Regions from separate parts of the Homo sapiens genome. Here region 1 is linked to region 2. Evidence: chromatin contacts called from ENCODE Hi-C or POLR2A ChIA-PET data. All regions are on one chromosome and are shown on one strand. Each heading gives the region's core, a stretch centred on a gene start or an enhancer-like site at or near the end of the contact. The rest is flanking DNA. Distances are from core to core; before and after follow the strand shown. Region 1 overlaps CFAP92 (cilia and flagella associated protein 92 (putative)). Region 2 has its middle 32 kb from the start of RPN1.

Region 1 (6,021 bases), core at 3,377-5,876, 290 kb before region 2:
TATATTATTTTCCATCATATTTTTGAGTTTGTTAGTATCTTGAATGCAGACCAAGTGTGTCAGCATTAGGGGGGATTTGGTAGAAATGGAGAATTTCAGGCCTGCCCCTGGTTTACTGAACCAGAGTCTACATTTTATTTGACAAAATCCCTAGGTAACTCACAGGCACATTGAAAACTGAGAAGCACTGGGTTAGAGGAATGCACTATGAGGTTTTTAAAAAATCTGCTCTCATTTAGTCCATCAGTAAATAGATTCTCAGATCTGGCCCCTGATTTTTTTCACCTTCATTAATTTTTCTCTTTGTGAATTTTCTAGATGGAGTGTTTCAAGAACACCAACCATTTCTTTGGCAGGAGCAAGCATGATGGAGATCAAGGAATTAATTGAGAGTGAATCACTTAGCAGCTTAACAAACATATTAGACAGACAAAGGTCTCAAAGTAAGTTAGGATAGGATTTGGGAATTTTATAATATAACTAGACTTGGAATAATTATGAAATATTTTAAATTCAGGATACTTCAATGAGATTCTTGCATATTTGACAAAATGTTTCTCAAAAGTAAGAGTACTGTATACATTTTCAACTTATGCATCCCATCCTTACCGTCTATCCATCCATCCACCCATCCCCATCCATCCATTCATCTATCTGTCCATCCCCATCTATCCATCCATCTCTATTCATCCATCCATTCATTCATCCATCCCCATCCATTCATCTGTCCACCCACCCATTCCATTTATTCATCCATCCATCCATCCATCCATCCATCCATCCATCCATCCATCCCTATCCATCCATCTCCATCCATCCATCCATTTGTTCCATTTCTTCTCATGTCATTCACTCACCCTCATCATCCATTCCATTCCATCAATATTTTTGACCCATGGTGTTGTGCATATGGGGAACATGAAAATCTCTAATATCTAATGGAGACTTTCAAATAAAGAATTACAATTCTTTGTGATAGATGTTGTGGTATGGGTAGGTACGTGGTATGTTGGGGAGGCATAAAAGAATCATGTTTATGGAAAGACTCTCCTTGAAAGATAAAGTATTTACTCTTTTTATTTTATTTTATTTTATTTTTTTTGAGATGGAGTCTCACTCTGTCACCCAGGCTGGAGTGCAGTTGTGCAGTCTCGGCTCACTGCAAGCTCTGTCTCCCGGGTTCACGCCATTCTTCTGCCTCAGCCTCCCGAATAGCTGGGACTACAGGCGCCCGCCACCACGCCTGGCTAATTTTTTGTGTTTTTATTAGAGACGGGGTTTCACCATGTTAGCCAGGATCGTCTCGATCTCCTGACCTCGTGATCTGCCCGCCTCGGCCTCCCAAAGTGCTGGATTACAGGCGTGAGCCACCACGCCTGGCCTTCTCTTCTTTTTTTTTCTGAGAGGGAGCCTCACTCTATTGCCCAGGCTGGAGTGCAATGGCGCAATCTTGGCTCACTGCAACCTCTGCCTCTTGGGTTCAAACAATTCTGCTGCCTCAGCCTCCTGAGTAGCTGGGATTACAGGCGTCCACCACCACACCCAGCTAATTTTTGTATTTTTAGTAGAGACAGGGTTTCACCATGTTGGTCAGGCTGGTCTTGAACTCCTGATCTCAAATGATCTGCCTGCCTCAGCCTCCCAAAGTGCTGGGATTACAAGCGTGAGCCACTGTGCCTGGCCTAGTGTTCACTCTTATGGTGGAATGAAGAACACAGCATCCTGTGTTATGGGATCCGTTCATGCAGAAGCATGTAATCTTATTCACATACTGTCAAGAGAGCAGAACCCTCAGAAGCCACTAAATCAACTTCCTCATTCTCAGCTTAGATCCCCTCACCAGTTTCTCATTAAGAAGTTGTGTTTCCAGTGTGAGGTGGGAAAATCTAGAGCCAGTGGGTATACTGCTGCCTCCTGGGATGGGCCATTTCACGTCCTTTTAGCTATAATTGCTACAGATCATTTCCTCATCTCTCCATCAGTTAATCTGTTGTTTCCTGACACTGGCCTGGTTCTAGTGCAACAGTCTATGGCTGCAGAGGGAAGTGACTGCTTGAGCCAGGCTCTCTGCTGGGTGCTGGAGACACAGTTGAAGAAAACTCATTCCTATTCCTACGGTCCACAAAGACTAAGTCACACTTTCACATGTGAATGCCTCTCAACTCCTGACTTTTGTCTTTTCCGGATTAAAAGTGTCACTCTTTTTAAAAATGTGCTTTAAGCATTTAATGAGATTTTTAAACCGTTCTTTTTATTTTGAAATAAAGATAGGAAAGTTCACATGAAAATGCAACAACTACATATTCACAATTTAGGTGTTAGCATTTTGCCATGTGTTATGGGTGGACCGTCCTGCATGCACACAGTCCCCGTGCCAGGGATCTGAGTTGTCTCCAATTTCTTGCTCTCCAGCACTGCCATGGTGAGCATCTGGGCACACATGTGAGTCCACGGCATTGGCCCAGTGGGACCCCTGGGACACAGGCTGTGAGCCTCGACCCCATTGCTAGATGCTAGTGGTTTACTCTCCAGGCAGCATCTCTCTCTTTTTTTTTTTTTTTTCTTGAGACAGAGTTCTGCTCTTATTGCCTAGGCTGGAGTACAATGGCGCGATCTCGGCTCACCACAACCTCCATCTCCCGGGTTCAAGCAATTCTCCTACCTCAGCCTCCCGAGTAGCTGGGGTTACAGGCATGTGCTACCATGCCTGGCTAGTTTTGTATTTTTAGTAGAGACAGAGTTTCTCCATGTTGGCCAGGCTGGTCTTGAACTCCCGACCTCAGGTGATCCGCTTGCCTCGGCCTCCCAAAGTGCTGGGATTACAGGTGTGAGCCACCGGGCCCGGCCTCAGGCGGCATCTGTTCCCCCCTGCTTGCAGTCCTGAGGATTGCTGTTCTCCCCGGTCTGCACGGGCATGGTTTAGTTCCTGACTCCTGGTGAGGCTGAGCAGCATTGCATAGGCTTATTTGGTCACACTCTTCTGTGATTTTCCTATTCATATCTTTGCTTATTTTTCTGTTAGTTTAAAAAAAATTGTCTTACTGATCTGCCAGCTTTGTGTTTACATCTGGATAATTGTACATTGCCAGTTATATGCATGGTAATCCTCACAGACAGGGGTATATAACTTATCGTTTGACTTGATTTATGTTATCTTGTTTTGTACACCAATTATTTAACTATTCCTCTCTAGTTTATACTTTCACGAATGTTTAAGAAATCCTTCCTCAGCTGGGTATGCTGGTGCACGCCTGTAGTCCAAGCTACTTGCAAGACTGAGGGGATGATCACTTGAGCCCAGAGTTCATAGCCAGCTTTGGCAACATAGTGAAACATCATCTCTCTATCTTTTTTTTTTTTTTTTCAAGGACTGAGTTTCGCTCTTGTAGCCCAGGCTGGAGTACAATGGCGCGATCTGGGCTCACTGCTACCTCTGCCTCCCAGGTTCAAGTGATTCTCCTGCCTCAGCCTCCCAAGTAGCTGGGATTACAGATGCCCGCCACCACACCTGGCTAATTTTTTATTTTTAGTAAAGATGGGGTTTCACCATGTTGGCCAGGCTAGTATCAAAATCCTGACCTCAGGCGATCCACTTGCCTCAGCCTCCCAAAGTGCCAGGTTTACAGGAGTGAGTTACCACACTCGGGCGAAACATCACCTCTTAAAAAAAAGAAAAAAGAGGCCAGGTGCGGTGGCTTACACCTGTAATCCTAGCACTTTGGGAGGCCAAGGCAGATGGATCACCTGAGGTCAGGAGTTCGAGACCAGCCTGGCCAACATGGTGAAACCTCATCTCTATTAAAAATACAAAAATTAGCTGGGCGTGGTAGCACGCGCCTGTGGTCCCAGCTACTCAGGAGTCTAAGGCAGGAGAATCACTTGAACCCAGGAGGCAGAGGTTGCAATGAGCCTCGATCGTGCCATTGCACTCCAGCCTGGGCAACAGAGTGAAACTCCGTCTCAAAAAAAAAAAAGAAAGAAATCCTTCATCCAGATGTCAGTATAGTCTCCTAGATATTCTTCTGATGATTTTAAAGTTTTTGTTTTATACTTTTAGTCTGGAATTCATTTTGTATATGCCGTGAAGTAATTCAATAACTTAATTTGCTCCCATATGGATAATCAATATAACTTATCCACTGATTTGAAATGCCACTTCTGGCATCTGTTAGGTTCCCCTATGTGTTTGGGTCTGTTCCTGGGCTTTCTCGTCTGTCCCATTGGTCTTGTCTTGATGACCGTAGATTTATATGTGTTCTCATCTCCTTTTCCTTCTGGTCTGAGCTTGGCACTGAGCTGAGTGTTTTATGTAGCGTTGCTAATTTCCTCTTCTCAGTGTCCTAGAAGGCAGGTGCTGTTGCCCTCATATAACAGGTGAGGTTACTGAGGCTCAGACTGTGGGCTTTTGTTTGTTTAAGAGCAGGGTCTCTTAAAAAAGCCCACCGTCCACCCTGCACTGACATTAAGAGCTGACTGGAAGAGAGCCTTGAGTGTGTTATGGCATCATTGTCATGATGACCTTAGTTCTCTTCTGTCTGTGTTCTCAGTTAGCAGAGGCGGGGAATGAGAGGCCCTCACCCTATTACTACATATAACTGGCAACGGGCCTGCCATCTATATTTAGCCACCACTTCTGGTTGCTGGGAAGAGGCAGTCACACAAAGAATAACCCCTGCCTTCTAGGAGCTTCCAGAACCTTCCTGAATCTCTGTAGCATGTTCAGGTCCACATATGGCAGCTCAGATACAGTCTCCTCTTAATGCTCATCTCCTTTGTTTGATTTCACAGTTAAAGGGAAAGATTCAGAGGGAAGAAGGAAAATCCAGAGGAGACATAAGAAGCCCCTGGCAGAAGAAGAGGCAGACCCCACGCTGACAGGCCCCAGGAAGCAGAGCGCTTTCTCCATCCAGCTGGCCGTCATGCCGCTCCTTGCCGGTACCCACTGCTTGCCCTGTTCCCAGCAGCTCCTGCTTGTCTTGTGGCCAGAACGGCCATAAGCGGATGCTCCTAATGACAACCCTGCTGCGTGCCACCTCATTTCATCCTCACAGCCACCTCAGGAAACTCAGGGGAATTGGCTTCATAGTACAGGGGGAAACAAAGGCCCAGAGAGGGTAGCTACCTTGCCTGAGATCACACAGCTAGGAAATGTGAAGCCTGGACTTGAACCCAGCTCTGTTTGATTCCAAAATCCAAGGAAGCCTATGGGAATATTAAATGTCATCATTGTGTTTGTTAAGAAGATGCTGCTTTTAATAAATGCTTTCCTACAGATTTTTACAAAAACATCTAGTAAAGGGAATGAGGAAAGGGAACCCTTTTTGACTGAGCCCCTCTGGGTGCAGGCACTTCCCGTGTGACACATCACTTACTTCTCAGACCAAATTCTGACCCACTCAGCCAACCTGTGGTGTGGTGGTGGCTGTGGTGGTTATCATAGTTACCATTTTTTTCAGTGAGGAAAAGAACTCAAAGAGGTTAAGTAACTTTCCTAATCCCACACAGCTCAGTGGCCAAACAGGGATTTAATTATTTTGCTTTATAAGATCTACCACAATTTATGAACTGGACTTTATACATACTGGTAAATCATAACTAAATATTATATCAATATGTTTTGATGATTGAAAGCTCAGCATATATTTTGGTAAAATTATGTTGCTTTGTTCCAAAAAAGAGTAATATGGGGTGAACTCCCCCCCTTTTTTTTTCTTTTTAGAGAAAATTCAGACTTTGTTCGTTTTTTTGCCATCACGTGTCTTGTGCGCCCTCTCCTGGCTACTCTGCAGAAGCGCGTGCGTTGGTCTTTTCTGAGCTGGAACCAGCATTCATAGAGAAGGGGGCAAAAACCCCGTAAGTCAGAGCCTCCAGTTCAGTTCCACAGGTGCCAGTCGTCATCCTCCTCTCGCGCTCTTGGGTTGGTGTCAATTCAGTTTGAGAAAGTGCTATTAACTTTTCAGTTTGCACTTTTTTTTTTTTTGAGATAGGGTCTTGCTCTCTCACCCAGGCTGGAGTGTAAGT
Region 2 (6,238 bases), core at 3,575-6,074:
TGGAGGTTACAAAGCAATCAGACAGACAGAACCTGGGTGCCCCACGATTTCTCAAAACAGAGCTGTCAAGAAGCTTGCGGCCGCACGCGGTGGGTCACGCCTGTAATCCCAGCACTTTGGAAGGCCGAGGCAGGCAAATCACCTGCAGTTAGGAAACGTGAATAATGTTGTTTAATGAAATTTTACTGTATCGCTCACCTATCTACTCTCCAATTTGTTCTTCTAACAGAACCCTGATTTGTTCAGGACAACAATGTGCCCAGATAAAGAACTTCATTTCTCAGTGTTCCTTGGAGGGAGAAGTGGCCAAGTAATATAATATGGTTCTAGGTAATGAAGTGTAGGCAGAAGCTACTGGGTGGGGCTTCCTGAAAAGTTCATAAAAACAAGGGCTGACTGAGCTGGCAAGTATGGTTTGCCATTTTCTCTTCCCTTCTACCCTGTCTGAAATGCGGATGTGATAGAGGAGGTAACAGCCATCTTATGACCCTGAGGTGACAAGAATGAGGATGATACCCACAGGGTAAGGATGATTGGGCAAAAGTACAGAAGTAACATTGGCCCAATGGCTCCATGATGTGATTTTACCACTCTGGACTTCTCGATTATGAGAAAATTGAACTCTATGCTTGGCTAAGGCATTTTATGTTGAATTTTATTTTATTTATTTTTATTTATTATTATTTTTTTGAGACAGTCTCGCTCTGTCGCCCAGGCTGGAGCGCAGTGGTGTGATCTCGGCTCACTGCAACCTCCGCCTCCCAGGTTCACATCATTCTCCTGCCTCAGCCTCCCGAGTAGCTGGGACTACAGGTGCCTGACACCACGCCCAGCTAATTTTTTGTATTTTAGGTAGAGACGGGGTTTCACTGGGTTAGCCAGGATGGTCTCAATCTCCTGACCTCGTGATCCGCCTGCCTCGGCCTCTCAAAGTGTTGGGATTACAGGCCTGAGCCACTGCGCCTGGCCTAATGTTGAATTTTCTATCAAAAGACAGAAGGGCTGACCGAGTGCAGTGGCTCATGCATATAATCCCAGCACTCCGGGAGGCCGAAGTGGGCCCAGGAGTTTGAGGCCAGCCTGGCCAACATGGCGAACCCCCAACTCCACCAAAAATACAAAATTAGCCAGGTGTAGGGGGACATGCCTGTAGTCCCAGCTACTTTAGAGGCTGAGACTAGGGAAGGTTGCTTGAGCCCAGGAGGCCAAGGCTGCAGTGAGCCATGATTGCTCCACTGCACTCCAGCCTAGGTGACAGAGCAAGATGTTGTCTTAAAAAAAAAAAAAAAAAAGTATGCAGTAGCCACTTCATATTAAAGTATGAAGATGAGCCTCAGAAACAGTGGTTTATAGGCAACTGTGAAATGAAACAGTGCAGGTGGCTGTTGGCAAAGAGGCATCTCGGCAATAGCCTGCAGACCATATCCGCCTCCTGTGGAGGCCTTGCCTTTTCCCCAACAGAGACAGGAAGCCTGAGGCCCAAGGCTCTGAGGTCCGTGGACCTGCCATCCCTTCAACTTCTCACTGTAGGCTTCCTGTGTTAACTGTCACCCTGCAGCAACCCACTCCTGCCTCTTGACCAGGGAAACTCTTCTGCCTGAGGGCAGTATTAATTAGTTCTTTACCTTTGAGGTTGAGATATTACAGAATTAAACACCACTTATTAAGTGCCTACTGCATACCCTGCACAAAGTGCTTTCCATATATTAATTCTAATTATTATTCTCACAGTGACCCTATGAAACAGGTTTTGTGATTCTCACCTTAGTTATGTGGAGACTGAAACCAAGAAAGGTTAAGTACGGCCAGACATGGTGGCTCACGCCTGTAATCCCAGCACTCTGGGAGGCCAAGATAGGTGGATCACCTGAGGTCAGGAGTTCAAGACCAGCCTGGCCGACATGGTGAAACCCCATCTCTATTAAACATACAAAAATTAGCTTGGTTTGGTGGTGCATACCTGTAATCCTAGCTATTCAGGAGGCTGAGGCAAGAGAATTGCTCCAACCCAGGAGGCAGAGGTTGCAGTGAGCCAAGATTGAGCCACTGCACTCCAGCCTGGGTGACAGAGTGAGACTCTGTCTCAACACACACACACACACACACACACCACACACACACACACACACACACACAAAAAGAAAAAGGAAAAAAAAGAAAGGTTAATTAACTTACTGTAGGCTCCACAATAAGAATCTAAATTCTTTCCACGTGGCCTCTAAGATGATGAAAATAGTAAGAGCTCTACAGAACTAGCATATTTTTAAGTCCTCAAAAAGTCTCAGAGGCAAAAATGTACTTTATCAAGCAACTGAGGGATTCCCTGAAACAATTATAGCTAATATTTACTGAGCATTTAGTACAGGTAGGTAACTTGGCTAAACTTTTATTAGCATATTTAATGCCTTCAACAACCCAGAGTGCTATGTGTAATTATCCCATGTAAGAATGCCCTCTTGGCCTGGCGAAGTGGCTCACACCTGTAATCCCAGCACTTGGGGAGGCCGAGGGGGGCGGATCACCTGAGATCAGGAATTCCAGACCAGCCTGGCCAACGTGGCGAAACCGCGTCTCTACTAAAAATACAAAATTAGCCAGGCATGGTGGCACACGCCTGTAATCCCAGCTACTCGAGAAGGTGTGGCAAGAGAATCGCTTGAACCTGGGAGGCAGAGGTTGTAGTGAGCCGAGATCGTGCCATTGCACTCCAGCCTGAGCAACAAGAGCAAAACTCTATCTCAAAATAAATAAATAAATAAAATACAAAAATTAGCGGGGTGTGGCCAGGTGCAGTGGCTCACGCCTGTAATCCCAGCACTTTGGGAGGCCGAGGTGGGCGGATCACGAGGTCAGGAGTTCGAGACCAGCCTGGCCAATATGATGAGACCCCATCTCCCTAAAAATACAAAAATTAGCTGGGCGTGGTGGCACGTGCCTGTAGTCCTAGCTACTAGGGAGGCTGAGGCAGAAGAATCGCTTGAACCTGGGAGATGGAGGTTGCAGTGAGCCATGATTATGCCACTACACTCCAGCCTGGGCAACAGAGCAAGACTCCATCTCAAAAAAAAAAAAATTAGCTGGGTGTGGTGGCATGCACCTGTAATCCCAGATACTTGGGAGGTTGAAGCAGGAGAATCACTTGAACCCAGGAGACAGACGTTGCAGTGAGCCGAGATCGCACCATTGCACTCCAGCCTGGGCAACAAGAGTGAAACTCCGTCTCAGGAAAAAAAAAAAAAAAAAAAAAAAAAGAATACCCTCTTCTCCAGTGCCTGGCACACTAGTAAAGGCTCAGTATGGTTGTTGCTTTAGGATGGAGGACTAACACTTCTTTCAAGTTCAAATAGGCGATTTCCAAACTCAATGCCAATTCTGAAACTGCTACTACTTATTTTTCAGGCAGTGGAAACACCTTTCTGGATGATTCTAAGGCAGAACTTGGCTCAAACTCTCAATGTTGCCACTGTTTTCGATATTAACCCGAAAAGCCTAAGATATACCAAAATCAGAAGAAGCCATTGAGACTATGTATGCTTACAGTAGAAAGGCATTCAGCATCAGCAAATAGGTCGAGTGCCTCCTGCTTCCCAGGCCAAATTTTCTGACCCCCCGCCAACAAAAACTAGCTTTCAAGAGGGCTCAGGCTGTCACAATGATTGGCATTCTTTGCTGTAAGTACTACAGTATTGACCTTGAAATTTTTATCCTTGAAAATTGAGTTTCATGAATGTTTATCAAATGTCTTGGTTCCAGGTTAAAAAAGTCTTTTTTTTTCTATGTGCTAGTCTGCCCTTATACCCTTACAAAAGAACTTGTCTTTAAGCCATAATTTAAATATTTACAAAAAATTTAAAATTAACACCTGTCCATGGTACAAAGCTCAGAAAACCCAACGGTCTTAGATGAAAACTGTCTCCTCCCATCCTTGTTCCGTATCTCTCCATTCCCTTCCTTAGGCTGGGCGATCGCTATTACCATTACCGCTATACTATGCTTACACATTCATATCTTCATTTATGTGGGTCTTCTTGTTTAAAAACACAAAGGCATATCTATACACATTTTCCTGTGCTTTGCTTTCTTTCACTTAATTTATCTCAGAGCTGGTTCCACATTAGTACATAAACTGCAGCTTTGCTCTTTTTAACGGTGGCAGGCCATTCCTCTGAAAGATGGCCTGATTTATTTCACCAGTTCCTGGTTTTGCGGCTCAGGATGGGAAAAAGGAAGTCTGAGTGAATCGCGTTGAGGTTACTAGGAATTGCCATGCTGCCCACCTCCCGAAGTGTTAGGAGGTAACATCTCATCGTCTCATCGCACTCCAGTGGAGTGTCGCGAAGTTGCAACTCGGCCCCAAGGCGGCCCGCACTTCCACCCGCACACAAAGGCAGGTCGCAGCCCCGCACGCGGGGACAGGGCCAGCAAGGGGCGGGGACCCTCGGGGCCGCCGCCTCCGCAGCCCCGCGTGTGGGACCCTGGGGCGGGCCGCCATCTTGTGGTGCGGCCGCCGCCTGCCAGGAGACACCTAGCAACTCCGCAGCGGCCATCTTTTACAAGAAACCTTCGCTGCAACCGCTGCGTCACATCACCGCGTCTCCCAGGGACAGGAAAGCCTCTCCGTGTTTGGTGAAGCTTCAGGGGAAGCAGTCATCCTGTCGTCGCATACGGCAAAATCCTCCATTGCCGTAGCCGTTCGGCTGACGTGACAAGGGAGGTGCAGGCCAACACGGCGACTCCGCGCCCTCTGGCGGCAGTGCCGGAGCAGCGGCGCTGTCTTTGACCTATCCGGCATTCGGCTTCCGGGACCGCTTGGCGGCTGTGAATGCAGAGCTGGGGCGACGTGGGGCTCGCTTCCTGGGACTGGGTGTGAGCTTGCGCAGTGAGCCATATGGGGGTCATGGCCTGGCGTGGGGGCGTGGCCGGGTGGGGCCGCTGGATTTGGTGCTGGAAAGCTAGGGAAGTAGTCGTGCGTTTAAGAACGGCCGGCCGGCGGGGTGGCTCAAGCATGTAATCCCAGCACTTTGGGAGGCCGAGGCGGGCGGACCACGAGGTCAGGGGTTCGAGACCAGCCTGGCCAACATGGCGAAACCCCGTCTCTACTAAAAATACAAAAATTAGCCAGCGTGGTGGCGTCTGTAGTCCCAGCTACTTGGAAGCCTGAGGCAGGAGAATTGCTTGAACCCAGGAGGCAGAGGTTGCAGTGAGCCGAGATCGTGCCACTTCACTCCAGCCTGTGCAACAGAGGGACACTCGTCCCCCCCCAAAAAAAAGCCCGGGCTGGGTGGCTTACACCTGTAATCCCAGTACTTTGGGAGGCCGAGGCAGGCGGATCATCTGAGGTCGGGAGTTCGAGACCAGCTTCATCAACATGGAGAACTCACCCATCTCTACTAAAAATACAAAATTAGCTGGGCATGATGGCGCATGCCTGTAATCCCAGCTACTCAGGAGGCTGAGGCAGGAGAATTGCTTGAACCCAGGAGGTGGAGGTTGCGGTGAGCTGAGATTGCACCATTGCACTCCAGCCTGGGCAGCAAGAGTGAAACTTTGTCTCTCTCTCTCTTTCTGTCTCTGGCACATACACACACACACGCACACACACGGGCCTCCTGTGGTCTCACTTGGTCCTCTTTGTGACAGTGCCATTGTTACCATTTACAGAGGAGGAACTGAAGCTCATGGTTGAGCCTCTCACTTGCCCACTTTGCCAAACCCTGGTAGGGATGGGATTAGAGGCTCCTTTTCTTTCGTGAAATGAGACAACGATCTGGGGGATCGTTGGAAGGATTAAAATGAGTATTCAGATTACAATGCTGGATTCTTAATAGTGTCCTCTGTTAATAATAATAATAATGTAGTAGCAACAGTCACGTAGTCTTTACAGTCACAGGTGCATGTGTGTAGATGGGGTTCTCTCTGTATTAGCCAGGCTGGTCTCCAACTCCTGGCCTCAGGCTATCTTCGCACCTCTGCCTCCCTTAGTGCTGGTATTACAGATGTGAGCCACTACACCAGCCTGCAGTTTTTACTACAACTCTGTGAGGTGATTAGTACTAGCATTCCCATTTGACAAATAAGGACAGTGAAGAAAGCAGAAGTAACTTGGCCAAGGTCACAGAACAGCCATAGCAATTCCTGGGTGGTGTGGAGTGGAAGGCTCTGGCCTTAACTGCTACACATTGTCTCTGGTAACAAGGCCCTGCCTGAAGTATATTCCGGCTTCTAGAGGTTGCAAGGA

Evidence for each region. A loop is a pair of places that touch in the nucleus more often than their neighbours do. ChIA-PET counts read pairs that join two places held with the same protein, here RNA polymerase II (POLR2A). Pooled maps may share reads with other maps.
Region 1: a pooled map shows a loop between it and region 2 (4-fold over the local background). The contact joins two enhancer-like sites. A Hi-C loop is called at or near these places in 3 of 50 pooled maps. POLR2A ChIA-PET finds 5 or more read pairs at or near these places in 5 of 52 experiments (GM12878, PC-9, Panc1 and 2 more).

What each region holds. Positions count from the first base shown.
Region 1 is chr3:128,970,201-128,976,221 of GRCh38, reverse strand. It overlaps CFAP92 (cilia and flagella associated protein 92 (putative)), which reads left to right. Exons shown (of 16, transcript NM_001394090.1): 7 at 319-443; 8 at 4,789-4,935. Among named protein-coding and RNA genes, the nearest start is that of CFAP92, 21 kb to the left of the region's middle. Within about 2 kb of position 4,626, at least 2 of the 41 ENCODE cell types and tissues checked have a DNase peak (open chromatin) inside an H3K27ac peak, as active enhancers do.
Region 2 is chr3:128,679,382-128,685,619 of GRCh38, reverse strand. No RefSeq gene overlaps it. Among named protein-coding and RNA genes, the nearest start is that of RPN1, 32 kb to the right of the region's middle. RefSeq lists a silencer at 4,244-4,463 and enhancers at 4,524-4,693, 4,804-4,933, 4,408-5,100. Within about 2 kb of position 4,824, at least 40 of the 41 ENCODE cell types and tissues checked have a DNase peak (open chromatin) inside an H3K27ac peak, as active enhancers do.